2 separate regions of the Homo sapiens genome follow, and region 2 is linked to region 1. Evidence: chromatin contacts called from ENCODE Hi-C data. All regions are on one chromosome and are shown on one strand. Each heading gives the region's core, a stretch centred on a gene start or an enhancer-like site at or near the end of the contact. The rest is flanking DNA. Distances are from core to core; before and after follow the strand shown.

Region 1 (7,732 bases), core at 1,377-3,876:
CCCATCTCATGTGTTATAGGTTCCCAAAAGAGAGAGAAAGGGGAAAAGACCAGAGGGCAAGAAGTTCTCTGTGGTTGGGGATGAAGATAAGGTCACTGGATACAGTGAGTTCAGACAAGTGGTCACTTGGAGCCAGTCATTCAGGCTCATTCATCTGTCACAGATATTAAATGGATGTGACACTCAGTATGTATGACACACAAATTTGGTCCCAGAGTTTGGGTATCTCGGCCAAACTCAGGGTCATACAAGGGCACAGATGTGGCCATACTAGATTGTGGACCTACATATATGCACAACCAGACTTTCAAACTTAGGTATTGGTAGGTACAGCATTTACAGCTTACCTTCACGTAACATATAAATAGATCTCAGCTTCGAGGGTCACTATATGGACATTGATATTTGTATGTAAGTGTGGACAGTTAAGACATGGGTGTGGCTAGGCACAGTGGCTCACGCCTGTAATGCCAGTACTTTGGGAGGCCAACGTGGGTGGATGACCTCAGATTGGGAGTTCAAGACCAGCCTGACCAACATGGAGAAACCCCTTCTCTACTAAAAATACAAAATTAGCCAGGCATGGTGGCACATGCCTGTAATCCCAGCTACTCGGGAGGCTGACACAGGAGAATAGCTTGAACCAGGGAGGCAGAGGTTGACTTGAGCCAAGATCATGCCATTGCACTTCAGCCTGGGCAACAAGAGCAAAACTCTGTCTCAAAAAAAAAAGACATAGGTGTATGTGTGCATACACACGCGCACACACGCGCACACACACACACACACAGAGCTTTGGACATAGAAGCTTGGACCAAAATCTACACTCCACTGTAGGTCTGGATACCCAGTGTTCCAGTTGCACACACTTGCACACAAGGTCTGAACGTACAAGGTGGGGGCCTTAGTAAAGGTACACAGGAGAGAGACACTGATATGCAGTGTTGGGTTTGACTTTGAGGGGACATATCCTGAGTAGCCCCTCCAAAAGCAATTCACAGACATGGGTCTATAGTATGGTGGTTGTATCCAAAAGTATGACCACCTGGGATCAAACATATTATTTCTGAATCTTTGAGAAAATTATTTGACCTCAATGTCTTTCCATTTCCTCATTTGTTCATGGGGGTTTCCTTAAGACTTAAATAGAAAAATGTGTCTTTGTGTGTATGCCTGTGTGTGGGTGTGCATGATAATGCCTGGCACACAGTAACTGTAATGCATAGTAATAAATATCAGTTATTTTAATCAAGGACACATGACTTAGTTATGGTACATACGTGTGCACGTTCAGATTTTGAAAACAAATATAGCCAAAATCAGACATATGTGCAGACCCAGATAAAGTTAGTCAAAGCTAATACTGTGATTCATCCATAAAACCACTTAGTGGTGATTCAGAGTTGCAGACACCAACCCCAAGGGCCAGACATTCAAATACAGCTTCATAGGTTAGATTCCTGGCTACTCCCAGACACAGAGTTGGGCATTTATGGGGAAAGACATATTCTGGAGACACAGGCAGCTGGGACAGGAAAGATTTATCTGTCTCTAGATCACCCCCCAAGTCAGACACTTGGTGTTGAAGGTTACTCATCAGTTTTCCCATATGGGGACATGGCTCACATGTGTGGGCAGGTAGTGGACAGCAGGGCCTTGCACACCCACCACATACACATGTGCATGCACATACACACACACACAACACACACACACGCACACAGAACTGCACTACGCACAAGTACCAAACAAGGACTTTTCACAGTCAGAAGACCCTGAGCCTCTACACTGGGAAACGTGGATATGTCCCCTCAAAGTCAAATCCACACATAAACAGACAGCAACAATAGGGCACATCCAGATCAGATCCCCATATTTTTCCTGCCATCTTTGGGAACTGGGCCTGGCACACTGGTGAGGCTAGGGTAACAGATGTGGCAGACAAGGGGTATAAGGAAGAAAGTATAAGTTTGTTTTGCAGGGAAGGTTAGAGAATTTAAATTATGATTCTGAGAGAAAATTCTCCATGGGCCTCTCATGTTTCTACATGGCTTCAAAGTGAAAAAAAAATTGCTTTGGACTATCAAGGATGTTTGGCTAGCAAGCCATCTTGCAAATGGTATTTTCAACAAAACAGCTTTGCTTACCGACCAGTGTAATAATGTGTCCCTTAAAGCAGATTTGTTTAGTGTTCAGTACAATAAATATAGTATGTTCCTCCAGAGCAGGTCTGTTTGTGGTCGGGATAACGAAGAATGTGTCTCCCTCTCGGACAAATATTAATAGTCCCTTCATACGATTCAGGATTCCTAAGCTCAGGTTTCTCAGCTGTGGGTCAAAGCATCGTGTCACAGGATCCTCCTAAACTTCTCTGATCATTCCTGTGGGACTTAGGGTCAAGGCGAACTGATGTGAACACAAAGCTCATGCTGTCTTCTGTGCTGTGAGTAATAAAGTCCTTTGCCTTTGATCCAGAATCCAGTGTGTTCTGCCAGTATCCATAAAACTGTGGCAGGCTAACTTATTTGTTTGCCAGTTGGCAAAATATCAGCCCCTTCAGAGTTTTTGACAAACAGTTGGGCACTAAGGCTGCACCTGTCCAGCTGGAGATGGAAGGGTGGGAGGTAGGAGGGGCCCCAGCTGGGCACAGCCACATGACAGAAGAGGGACCAAGGCTAGGTTGAACTTTTTTGAGGGCAGTGTAAGCCAAGCTGAAGTTGAACTTTCTTGGCCCTTGGAGTTAGGAGGGGCCCCAGCTGGGCACAGCAAAATAACAGAAGAGGGAACAAGGCTGAGTTGAACTTTTCTGGGGATAGTGTAAGCCAAGCTGAAGCTGAACCTTCTTGGCTCTAGCTGGATCCTTCCAGATACAAATTCATCCCACCTTTGGCATAATAAATTTCCTTTCGCCATTTGTCTCTCCTCCTCCCCAACATGCTCTTCCTCTTGGGTTCTCCCTCTTGGGAGAGTTCACTGCTTCCTCAGGCACCAGGATAGATGCCAAGTGCCCCACATCCTGCCAGACACTGGCCACATTCTATCTGTCCCCTGGATCTTCATTTTTAAAGCCTCAGGCCACATCCTCTAACTAGACCCTTTCCCCAGTCTCCTGACCATAATCAGAGTCTTCCCACATGTCTTCATTCCAACTTTTGGGATCCCTACCCTTTCAATTATGCCTTCACTTTAATGGCAGACAGCATGCATGCTGAGGATTTAATTAGCACTGTAATTCAGCCACTCACACAATAAGATTCTAGGTTTGATTTTCAGAAATCTCAGCTCTGTGGCTACAGGAGATAAAGGTTTCTTTCAACATCATAGACATAGCAACTTTAGATTATTTCTTCAGTCTGAGATCTGGAAATTTAAAGTCCTGTGCTCATTCTTTTCTTTTTCCACTTTTGCCAACACAACTAGAAGCAATCATCCAATTTCATTATGCTTGTTACTTTAAAAAATATTCTAAAGTGTCATATACATGATCACCCTGGTCATTTCTCCTTTATTTGATTCGGAATATCCAGTGGTGTTATTTTGCATATCTCTATTGCCACATTACACCACGGACTTTTATTTCTGTTTGTATTACTGAAAATAGAGTTGTGGTGCCTTTAATTTATTCGCATTACAGAACCAATTCCAAACACTAGAAATGCCAGAACTAATTCAGAAAGCTCATCCTTAAGACTTCCTTCCTCTAGAACAACTAGTAAAGTTTCTCTCAGACAGGATTTTTAGAGAAACAGAAAAAAAATAAGATACACACACACAAATATACACATGCAAAGAGACAGACAGAGATGGAGACGGAAAGACAAGGACAAGAAGATGGAATCTGAGCTAATGGCAGAGACATGGAACCAGTAGAGAAGAGACCCACTGTCTTCAGAGAGTGCTGACCAGGAAGAGGAGAAGCCTTGGGGACTGGATCAGGTGTCTGTCCCTAGGTCCCCATTCCTGACTCTTCTCCTGCCACCCTGATCTGGGTGTAGCATCATATTAGGTAATTTGGCTGAAAAAACTGCTAACTTGGGAAAATGTCCCCTGTCCATAGGAGCAGGACATCCCAGACTCAAGAAGCTCATAAACCCACAAGCACTCTGTCCTTCATCTCCCCACCACAGCCTCCTAGACAAGACCCCAAATCACCCCACATACTTTGCTCCCAACCCAATGCCTGCTCCAGGCAATCTCATGTCTCCTACCCTAATCCCTGGGGTTTGCCCTGCTCTCAGAGCAAAGTCTCCCCACCAGGAACAGCCACCAACCCAAACCCCAAGGAATGGTCCAGAATCTCAGGCCCTCCTGTGTCCCTGGATCCCCAGCCCTGGTCCTCTGCCCCCTTCAAACCCACAGCCCAGCTCCCTCTCTTAGCCCAGTCCCTGGGCCCTCCTGCCAAGCCTGCCCTCCCTGACCCAGCACTCCCTCTGCAGATGCTGTGATTGCCATCCAGTCCCAGACTGTGGGAGGCTGGGAGTGTGAGAAGCTTTCCCAACCCTGGCAGGGTTGTACCATTTCGGCAACTTCCAGTGCAAGGACGTCCTGCTGCATCCTCACTGGGTGCTCACTACTGCTCACTGCATCACCCGGTGAGTGGGGACCTGGGGTCTGGGGAGGGGTGTCTGTGCCCCACAGGAATAACAGTTGGGCATTTCCCCTCAGATGAGGCTGGGGACAGAGGGAGAGAGACAGGGAAGGTTCTGGTTCAGGTTGCATGAACAGGCATTGGGGACCACCTTCCTGGGGGCTGCCTTGGTCTCTCACCGTATATCTGTCCATCTAGTCTCTCTGTGTCTCTTGGTATATGGCTCTGCTGTGTCTGTGTGGCTGTGTTTCGGCCTTGATCTCCCTCTCTCTTCTCTGTCTCTTGTCTCTGTGTCTCCCCGTCTCTGTTTTTCTCTGCATCTCTCTTGGCCATCTCTGTCATTGTGTATCTCAGCCCCCATCTCTCTGCCCATCTCTCTCTCTCGGCCATCTCTGTCATTGTGTATCTCAGTCCCCATCTCTCTGCCCATCTCTCTCTCTCTCTCGAGTCTCTCTCACCCCTCCCCACACCTCCCCATTGCCATCCTGAGCCTCTGCGGAAAGGAATAGAGGATCCCTGAGAACAGAGACTTCTTCCTATGTGGCCACCCTTCCCAGTGCCCTACAGTACCTACATATGTGAAAACCATTCACATATGCTTTTCCCACAATTTATCCGGAAGTCTTTGGTTTTTGGGGGAGTTAGTTTTGTTTGCTTTTTTGTTTTGTTTTGTTTTGTTTTTGAGACAGTCTTGCTCTGTTGCCCAGGCTGGAGTGCAGTGGTGCAATCTCGGCTCACTACAACCTCTGCCTCCCAGGTTCAAGCGATTCTCCTGCCTCAGCCTCCCGAGTAGCTGGGAGTACAGGCGCATGCCACCACGCCCAGCTAATGTTTTTCGTTTTTTGTTTTTTGTTTTTTGTTTTTTTAGTACAGACCGGGTTTCACCATGTTAGCCAGGATGGTCTCGATCTCCTGACCTCGTGATCCGCCTGCCTTGGCCTCCCAGAATGCTGGGATTACAGGAGTGAGCCACTGTGCCCAGCCTCTGTTATTTTTGAAGCACTCTCCTCTCTTTAGGTTTTACAGCTGCAGCCTGTTTTTCCAGAACTTCTCCTTTCATCTCCTATCCTACATGTGATAGGTTCCTGAGAGCCAGAGAGAGACAGACAGAAGGGAAATGAAGGACCAGAGGGCAAAATTCCCTCTGTGATTGGAGATGGAGACAGGTTCACTGGATACAGGTTTAGACAGACGGTTGCTTTCATATGTCAGAGACCTCAAACAGACGTGTCCATTCAATTTGTACGGTAGCATTCTTGGCCTCAGAATCTGGAGATCTAAGCCAAACTCAGCATGCCAGGGAAGGACACATATGTGACCACACAAGGTCATGGACATACATACAGGCACAAGATGGTTTCCAGGCTTGGATACATATATAGACTGTGTGCCTTAAGCAGAAATTCATATGCATGTACGTGTGGCTTATATAATAAGAGCCCAAGTGATCACATGTGCATATAAATATGGACAGGCATGGGTGTAAGCACACACATACACATTCATAGACACAGATTTGGACATAAGAGCTCAAACCTAAATTCATAACCTCCAGTGTGGCTCTGGGTGTGCAAGGTCACGTGGGTACACACTTGCACACAGGGTCTGGATGTACAAGGTTGGGTCTTTAATAAGATTACAAAGGGAAGAGACAGGGATATGCACTCAGAGTCCCAGACACTGATTCACAGACATGAGTATGGTGGTTATATCCAGAGTCTGACCACCTGCATTCAAAAATATCAGCTTTGAGACTTTGAGAAAATTCTTTGATCTCACTGTGCCTCCATTTCGTCTGTAAATTGGAGGTTGCTGTAAAGGTTAGATGGGTGGGAGATACATAGCATCTGTGGATATTCAGATTTGAGAAACAAATATGGCCGAAGTAATTCAGACATAATCACAGGACCGGATATGACAGTCAAGGTCAACACTGCGATTCATGCAGAAGCCAGTGTGCGGTGATTCAAAGTTGCAGGCGCAGTCCCAGAGGCCAGGCATTCGGATATGGACCCACTAGAGCAGATGCCAGGGTAGTACCCAGACACACGGTTGGCCATTCAAGGTCAAAGGTGTAGCTAGAGACACAGGCAGCCAGGAAAGGAAATAATCTACGTCTGGATCAGTGCCCACATCAGAGATACTTGGTATTGAAGGTGACTCATCAGGTTTTGCATTTGAGGACAAATGCACACATATGGGCAGGTAGTGGACAGACAGAGCCTCACACTCCCACCACCCATGTACATGCACACACAGAGCTTCACTATGCACAGATACCAAACAGAGACATTTCAAAGTCAAAGGACCTTCAAAGTCAAAGTCACACACACATATGCACCGAAGAGTAGGGCAGGGTTTGCTCATCCCGATTGAATTACTGTTGTTATATCTACCATGGGCATAAACAGGGCCCAGAACACTGGGAGAACTGGAGGAACGTGCAGTGAGTGAGAGGTGGAAGGGAAGAAAGGGGGGGCTCTCCAGCAGAGAAGGGTGGAGGCCAGGAGCTGAGTAGTGAGTGACAAATTTCCACGAGTCTCTTACATTTCTATATGTATTTTGAGCAAAGGTACTAACATTATCTTACTCGATAATATCTATCAAGGATGTCTGGCTAACAAGCAGTCTTTCAAGTTGGTATCTCCATCAGAGCAGGTTTGCTGACTGTCCAGGATAATAAAAATAATGTCTTCCCAGAATGGACTAGTTTACTGTCCAGGACAATAAATATAATATGCCCCTGTGCAGCAATTCTGTTTGTGGTTCAGGGTAATAAAAATAATATCACCACCAAAGACAAAGATTCAAGGCTGAGGTGGGAGGATCGGTGGAAGTCAGGAGTTCAAGACCAGCCTAGGCATCAATGCAAGACTCCCTCTCTACAAAATAAGTATATACATACCTACATACATTAGCCAGGTGTGGTGGTGCAAGCCTGTAGTCCCAGCTACTCATAAGGCTGAGGTGGGAGAACTGCTTGAGTCTAGGAGTTTGAGGCTGCAGTGGACTATGATCCCACCACTCCCTTCCAACCTGGGAGAGAGTGAGACATTGTCTCTTTAAAAAGCAAAAGGCAAATGCTGGGCAGGTTTGCTAGTGCCCACTTATAAGACTGAGGATTCTGAAACTCAGGACCCTCTG
Region 2 (7,732 bases), core at 2,744-5,243, 710 kb before region 1:
GAATAGAGCGCTCACTAGAGGACCTAGAACTTAATGCAAATGTGGTAGAGCTGGAAAGTGATGCTTTGGAGAAGGCAGGATGATCATGAGAGCATCATTAAGCAGTTCCATTGAAGAACAGGTGTGGGTAGGCAAGACAGAGCGTGCAGGGATATATGAAAAGCCAAGTATGCCCATTGTTACCATGGGACCCCCAAAGGGGGATCTCAGAAAGTTCTATGGAAAACTGTTGCCTGCGTAGCTACTACCTCTGTAAGCACACAGCCAAGCAGGTGGTGGTAGATTTGAGGCTGGTGTTGGTCATCCCCAGGGCTGGCAATTGGGAAGATGGCCTGCATGTGGAGCAAAGCAGGGAAAACTGCCTAATACATTATGCTATTTTATAGTTGTTTACAGCAGGAGGGTAAGTCTGGTACTAGTTACTCCATTCTGCCTGGTTATTATTATTAATCACATTCACAATTTTAATGGTTCTTTTAAAAATGTAATCCAATACAATGGTGAAACTCTCCATTTTAGCATCTGTTTTTACGTGATGACAATTAAAGTCCATACCTAAAACTCATATCTAGAACACCTGTAAATACATCTGTGCTTGATGCCCAGCCTCTTGGTATTCAACAATTTTGTCATATCTCCTGGCATGCTTGTCAACTTTTTAATTTTTAGTTGAATTTCTAGTATTTTGTTTGAAAAACTGCAGAGATTTTTTTGAGCTCTGACTGAAATTTTCCTCCTCTGGATTCTAGTACAGTCTAGAACAGCACTGTGCGATGGAACTTTCATGACGATGGAGGCATTGTGTCTGCATTGTTCAATATGGTGGTAAGGAGCACTTGAAAGGTGTTTAGGGTGACTGAGGACTTAATCCTTAATTTTATTTTAATTAATTTAAAGATAAATCGGCTCATGTGGCTAGGGCTACCCTATTTTTGCTTTCTGGCAAGTGGAATAGGGACAGATCCCTTAAGCCAGCCCCAGGCTGAGTGAGTTTGAAGATGGGTTTTGGTCTTTTTGTGGGCAGGTCTACTCCCAGTTGACCCATATTTTTTGGCGGGGGGGACGGAGTCTCACTCTGTTTCCCAGGCTGGAGTGCAGTGGCGCGATCTCAGCTCACTGCAAGCTCCACCTCCTGAGTTCACGCCATTCTCCTGCCTCAGCCTCCTGAGTAGCTAGGACTACAGGCGCCCGCCACCACGCCCGGCTAATTTTTTGTATTTTTAGTAGAGACAGGGTTTCACCGTGTTAGCCAGGATGGTCTCGATCTCCTGACCGCGTGATCCGCCCACCTTGGCCTCCCAAAGTGCTGGGATTACAGGTGTGAGCCACTGCGCCCGGCCGACCCTTACTTTTAATCTGTAACCCTTCTTGAGTTCTAATGGAAGGTTTGGGGTGTTTACTGGGCCTCTCCTTATCAGACCCGGAACATCAAATTTGGCTTACCCAGTTCCATCAGACTGCTGAGAGGAGAGTTTAAACATGTTGGGCTCACCTCAGTGATCTTCCCTTCCTTCCAGGGTTTTGGTCCCTCAAGTCCTGTCTACCTTGGTAGCACCAGGCTCCATGATCTATTTGTATTTATTTAATTTTATTAATTTTTTTTTTTGTAGAGACAGGGTCTCTGTATGTTGCCCAGGCTGGCCTCAAACTCCTGAGCTCAAGAGATCCTCTCACGTTGGCACCCCAAAGTGCTGGGATTATAGGCATGAGCCACTGCACCTGGCCACCATGATTTCTGTCTCCAGCCCCAGCCATAACACTGCTGAAAGCTCAACTCAGGTTCCCATCTTCTTATCCTCTGCTTTCTGCTTGCTTCCTTAGCCTTTTGGCCCCTCCAGGAGAATGAGCTTCCCTTTTCTCTGCGATCCTGGCCAACTTGGTAGCTCTCCAATGTCATCAGATTGTTTTTGTGTGTGTATGTGTGTACTGTTTTTCCATTTGGTCTCAGTCTTAGTGTGGAAGTGTTGTTCTGACATTAGCTTCTCTATCATGGCTAGAAACCTCGCTTGCTTTGTTTGATCTCTGCCCCAAAGTCACCTTCTCAAAGAGGCCCTGGCCTTTCAAACTAAAATAACAGCTCTTTACACCTTTTCCCTTTATGTTATTTCTTATCTACAGCACTAATTATCTGACATTATATAGGTGTCTTTCCCACAAGGCCCTAAGTTCCATGAAAGACTCTGTCTTTTTTCTCTCACCAGTGCCTAGAACAGCCCCTGCACACATTAGGTGCTCAATAAGTGTTTCTTGGATGAATAATGCTGTTATTGTCCGATGGGGAGAGAGGTCTGGTCTTTGCCCTTAATGATCAGTCTAATTAGGGAGAGCATAACCCAAAACGGTGGGAAGGCCACAGAGTCAGGACAGGACCTATGGGTGGGGGACCTATGGGGTGGGGTTTGGGAGATCCCTACGCCCTGGACTGGGTGGGAGGGGAGAATCAGGAAGGTCCTCTTTCTGTAAGGACCCTGGAGGGTTTGAGCAGGCAGATGGGAAAGGGAAGGCATTCCTGACTAGGGAGGCAAGCCAGCAAAGCTCGGAGGTGGGACTGAGAACACCAAATCTCCCACAGGTTAGGCAGGAAGTTTCTGGGCCTCACTCCTTTCAGGACCAGCTGAGCAGCAATCCTGAAACTAAAAGCTCCCTGGTGGCCAAACCTTAATATGAACAACCAAGTTACTGAATCCTCCCAAGAGTACCCTGATGTCGGGGGAGTGGAGAGGGAGGGTTGCTTCTATTTTCAGAGGAGGAAATAGAAGGTCAGAAGAGTTAAGCGGCGATTCAGGCTCGCGCAGCTCTGCCTTCAGAGCTTGAGAGGTCTGCAAAGCCCACCAGCCCCTCCTTACCTATGACAAGAGACGGCAAGGGAGATTCAGGTGGTGATGGATGAGGACAGGATAGCATGGGGGAAAGGCAATCCCAAAATCTCTGACAGCTCTGGAGCCAGGCCAACCTGGTGGGAGCCCCCAGGTCAGTTACTGCGGCTCAGGCTACTGCCAGTGAGGCCGTGGAGGAGACGAAATGAGGGTGCAGCACGCGCTGCACACGAAGCGCTGGAAGGGAGGCATCGTGACGGGGGCTGTGAATGGCGTGTGTCCATCAAGTCACGTCACTCCGCTTACCCCACTGCGGGCAAACAGGAAACATCAGGAATCTGGTGCTCAAGGAGGGTCAGGACCATGCTGAGCGCACCCAGAACCAGCAGAGAACTGGGCAGGAGGTCCCCAACCAACCCCCACTCGCTCAGGAATCACAAGGTGTTCAGCCCCCTCCTCCCTGAGATCCAGGAGTCCACGACCCCAGGCCCTCCTTCCTCAGCCACAGATGCCTGGGGTCCCCAGCCCCACTTCCTCTAGCCCTAGTCCTGGTCCTCTCCTCTCTCAGACCTAGGATGGCCCCCCAGCCCCCTCCTCCCTCAGAGCCAGAAGGCCAGCTCGAGACCCTTCCTCCCTGAGACCCCGAAGTCTGGGGTCCCAGCTTCAGGGTTTCAGGTCACTGGGCCCCCATCCCCCTCCCACCTCACATGGAAGGCCAGGTAAGGTAACGGGTTTATTCACAGTGTCATTTACAGGCAGACCTCACCCGGGCGCGTCGGATCCCGGCGGGAGGCCCGGAGTCGCTAGAAGGTGGGGACGGTCTCGGAAGTGGGGGCCCGGGCCGGATCCCCGGGCGTCCCCGGCGTCGCCTCCTCGTCCAGCCCCCGGCGGCCCTTGCCGATGGCCAGGCGGGGCCGACCGCGGTTCAGGCCGTCCAGGAGGGAGCAGGCCTGGCAGAGCGCGCGGCTGGCCAGCGCCCCACAGCGGGGGCAGGCGCCGGGGCGCGGGGGCCGCGCGGCCGAGGCCAGCGCCAGGCGTTCGGCCGAGTGCACCAGGTCCAGCACCGCCGACGGCCGCGGCGCCTCCAGGCGCTTGAGCAGGTCCCGGGCGCTCCTCTCTTCTGAGAAGTAGTCGAGGCGGCGGAAGTGCCCGTACGGCACCACCTCCTGCGAGGCGAACTGCAGCGGGCGGCAGCGCGGAAGGGCACCCCCCTAGCCCGGAGAGCCCAGGCCCCCGCCCCGGGCCAGCCGCCCCGCAGGAAGTTCATGAGCACGGTGTCCACCATGTCGTCGGCGTTGTGACCTGGTGGGGAGAGACGGGAGAGGGTGAGGTGCGGCGCGGAGGGCGCTGCTGGCCAGGGAGCCCCTCGAGGAACCAAGGGTCCACCAGGACCCAGAGAGAGACTGGGAGGGGAGACCCACGGAGACCCAGGGCACAGTGGGGCCGCCAGGTCCCAGAGAGAGAGACGGCGACGGGGAGAGCGAGCCATGGAGACCTCCGAACAATGTGCAACAGCCAGGATCCAGAGACAGAGAGGGGGAGACAGAGCCATGGAGACCCCTGGGACACTGTGGGTAACCAGGACCCAGAGAGAGACGGGGAAGGGAGACCCAGGGCACAGCGGGGCCGCCAGGACCCAAGACAGAGAGGGGCAGGGGGAGGGGGAACAGATACTGATGGGGAAACCGGACCATGGAGACTCCCGGGCACCATGGAGCAACCAGAAGGAGACTGGAGGTGGACAGAAAACCTGAAGGGAACACAAACAAGCTCCTTGGGGGGAGCCCTCATTTGCCATCCACCTACTGTATACCAAGCCCTTCGCTAGCTCTCTTTCCACATAGCGGGTAAAAGTGCTTTAAGCTGCAAACACCATTTCAGCCTCAGTTAAAACTGTATTTCAGACTACACAGGAGAAAAAAGGGCCATCTAATGGGGATTCTCAAGAGAGCTGTAGACACAAGTGTCTCTGGGAATGCAGATCACGCGATTTACAAAGACCAGAAAGAAAGTTAATGAATACATACACACCAGTCGCCATACAATTTAAATGGAAACTACGTTTATTCTGCATTTTGTCATCTTATACTTGAGTCTGTATATTAAAATGCTGTTCTTCTTCGGGCTTCTCAAGTTGGTCATATTTCCCCTCCTCAAGGCCTTTGCCTCTCTGTGACCTCAGCTCAGAACACCCCCCGCCCAAACTCCAACTCATCCTTCACCTGGTTATTCACTGAGCCTTCGGGTCTCAGTTCACTCAGGAAACGTTTCCTTAATCCCCACCTTTTCCCCGCCACTAGTACCCCCTGATATAAATTCACACATTCTGTGTAATTTTCCGTAGTAGCACTCGTCAGGTTATAATTACATTCGTGAGAATCAGGCAGGAGCAGAGACTGTCTTGTGCTCTTGTGGATCATCATAACAGCAAACATTTACATCATGTTTACTGTTTTTCAGCCTCTAGTCTGAGTGCTTTATATATAACTCATCTAATTCCCAACTCAAGGACCCAGATATTATTAACATCCCCATTTTACAAAAGATGAAACGGAGGTTAAGTAATTTGCTCTAGGCTACACAGCTTGTATCTGGTATTTAGTCAATGGACGATGATTACTTATTGAAGTAATCATTGAGAGAAAATAAGAGTTGTCAGAGAGAAACCTATAAAGAAAAGGAGTTAAGAGACACAGTAGCATTTCAGACTGTGTGACTTTCGATGAGAGACACCTCTTCACATCTCTCTTTGTGAAGGGAGATACAAAGTCATTTCCCTCTACTAAAAATAGAAAAATTACCCAGGTGTGGTGGCAGGCACCTGTAAGCCCAGCTACTCAGGAGACTGAGGTAGGAGAATCGTTTTAACCTGGCACACGGAGGTTGCAGTGAGCCTAGACTGCACCACTGCGCTCCATCCTAGGTGACATAGTGAGACTCCATCTCAAAATAATAATAATAATAATAATAATGATAGCAGAGTATTCCAGCCTTAGCTCCTACAAGGTAGCCCCTCTACCTGCCAATGTGTGTACCAATGTGTCCAGAATTGGTTCCTTCCCCTGGGTTCTTGGTCTCGCTGACTTCAGGAGTGAAACCGCAGACCTTCGCAGTGTTACAGCTCATAAAGGTAGTGCGGACCCAAAGAGCGAGCTGCAGCAAGATTTATTGTGAAGAGCAAAAGCACAAATCTCCCACAGCGTGGGAGGGGACCCAAATGAGTTGCCGCTGCAGGCTCGGTGGCTAGCTTTTATTCCCTTATTTGGCCCCACCCACATTCTGCTGATTGGTCCATTTTACAGAGCACTGATTGGTTCATTTTACAGAGCGCTGATTGGTCCATTTTACAGAGTGCTTATTGGTCTGGTTTTACAGAGTGCTGATTGGTCTGGTTTTATAGAGTGCTGATTGGTGCGTTTACAAACCTTTAGCTAGACACAGAGCACTGATTGGTGTGTTTACAATCTTTTAGCTGGACGGAAAAGTTCTCCAAGTGCCCACCTGACCCAGAAGCCCAGCCAGCTTCATCTCTCACTAAGATGATGTCAGAGACCCAGAGGCTTGAAAAACCTGCCTTACTCCATCGTAGGGAGCCACACGTACTACCCACATGAGCCTTCAGTAGGCTCCGGCCCTAAATAGGCACATGCGTATTTCCCCAGCTCCTTACTGGGATCCTCCCGCTAAGCCACGCCCGATGCCCTTGTCTACAGCCATGAGCTGCAGTAAGATGCCCAGGCCCGGTGCCAGCGTGCGCAGCACGTGTGCCAGCACCGTGGAATCCTTGCCGCCCGAGGTGCCCAGGGCCACCACTGCGCCTGGCGGCAGCAGGTAGCCCACAAGCACCATGTGCTGCACCTCCGCCTCGAAGGCGGTGCAGAAGCAGGAACCGCACAGCACTTGGCCCGAGCATGGACGGCGGAGGGAGGCGCATGCCACGTGGCAGGAGGCACATGACGGGGCGGGCATTGCAAGAAGGGACAGCTTCTCCTAGACCGGGAGAGGAGGCGGGTTACACATGTTTCATTGCCTTTGAGGAGTTCCCTAGATAGTGCCCCTGCCTGGAATAGACCAGGGGCAGCTGTGGCTGCTGCTCTTATATACGTGGGTTATAAATGGGTTCTGGTGTAAGAAGGCCACTGCCTCCAGGAAGGCTTCCTGGACTGCACCCATTATGCACCAAGAAGAGAAGGAACTTAAGCTGATTTCAGGGGGAAAAAGAGGGAGCAACAAGCAGGTTATACCCAGAATTAGATCGTGTCCTGTCCAAAGGGGTGAGGGCGTCTATTAAGGACCAGTTGTAACAACTTCCAGGAGGCCACCCATGTTACAGCCCTGATCAGAAGGTAGATATTACTGACTATTCAGAGAGATTGGGAGGGGAGGGGTCAGAGACTCTTAAGGACAGAGGGAGGTCATGCTCTGTTCAAGGGAAGGGGGCTATACAGAAAAGACCAATTGGATTTCACTTTCAGGGGTCGGGGTGGGCATTCTGTCTCCAGGAATGGGTCCTGATTGTGTCTTACAAGGACATACACAGGCAGGCTAGATCAACCTCTAGGGAGACTAGCAGGGGTTGCACCTATTTTTGAGGTGAGGGTGTGTAGGCCTCCAGTTCTGAACTTAACCCCGCTCTGGTATCAGAATCCACCTAAGCTTCTGTGGCCCCCGAAAGACACAGAGAGGTTGGGAGGGGAGGGGTCAGTGATGGGGTTGGCTCATCCTTGGCCCCCAACTGTTCTCTTTCCTACCTCATCCCTCCCCACCCAGCCAAGACTCTAACTGTCCCATCGAACCTCCTTCGTCCCACTTGTCTGGTGAACCCATAAAAACTCCCCAGGCTTAGTCCCCCTCCTCAAGCCACCACCACCTCCAGCCTGCACTACTGCCGTCACATCCTTGCCATTCAGAGCAGG

Evidence for each region. Hi-C counts contacts between places; a loop is a spot of excess contacts on that map. Pooled maps may share reads with other maps.
Region 2: a map with no recorded cell type shows a loop between it and region 1 (6-fold over the local background). The contact joins two enhancer-like sites. A Hi-C loop is called at or near these places in 6 of 37 single-sample maps with no recorded cell type and 4 of 50 pooled maps.

What each region holds. Positions count from the first base shown.
Region 1 is chr19:50,884,579-50,892,310 of GRCh38, reverse strand. It overlaps the pseudogene KLKP1. Among named protein-coding and RNA genes, the nearest start is that of KLK2, 15 kb to the right of the region's middle. RefSeq lists enhancers at 1,011-1,120, 1,191-1,240. Within about 2 kb of position 2,626, at least 3 of the 41 ENCODE cell types and tissues checked have a DNase peak (open chromatin) inside an H3K27ac peak, as active enhancers do.
Region 2 is chr19:51,597,597-51,605,328 of GRCh38, reverse strand. It overlaps the pseudogene LOC339352. Among named protein-coding and RNA genes, the nearest start is that of LINC01530, 7.1 kb to the right of the region's middle. Within about 2 kb of position 3,993, at least 2 of the 41 ENCODE cell types and tissues checked have a DNase peak (open chromatin) inside an H3K27ac peak, as active enhancers do.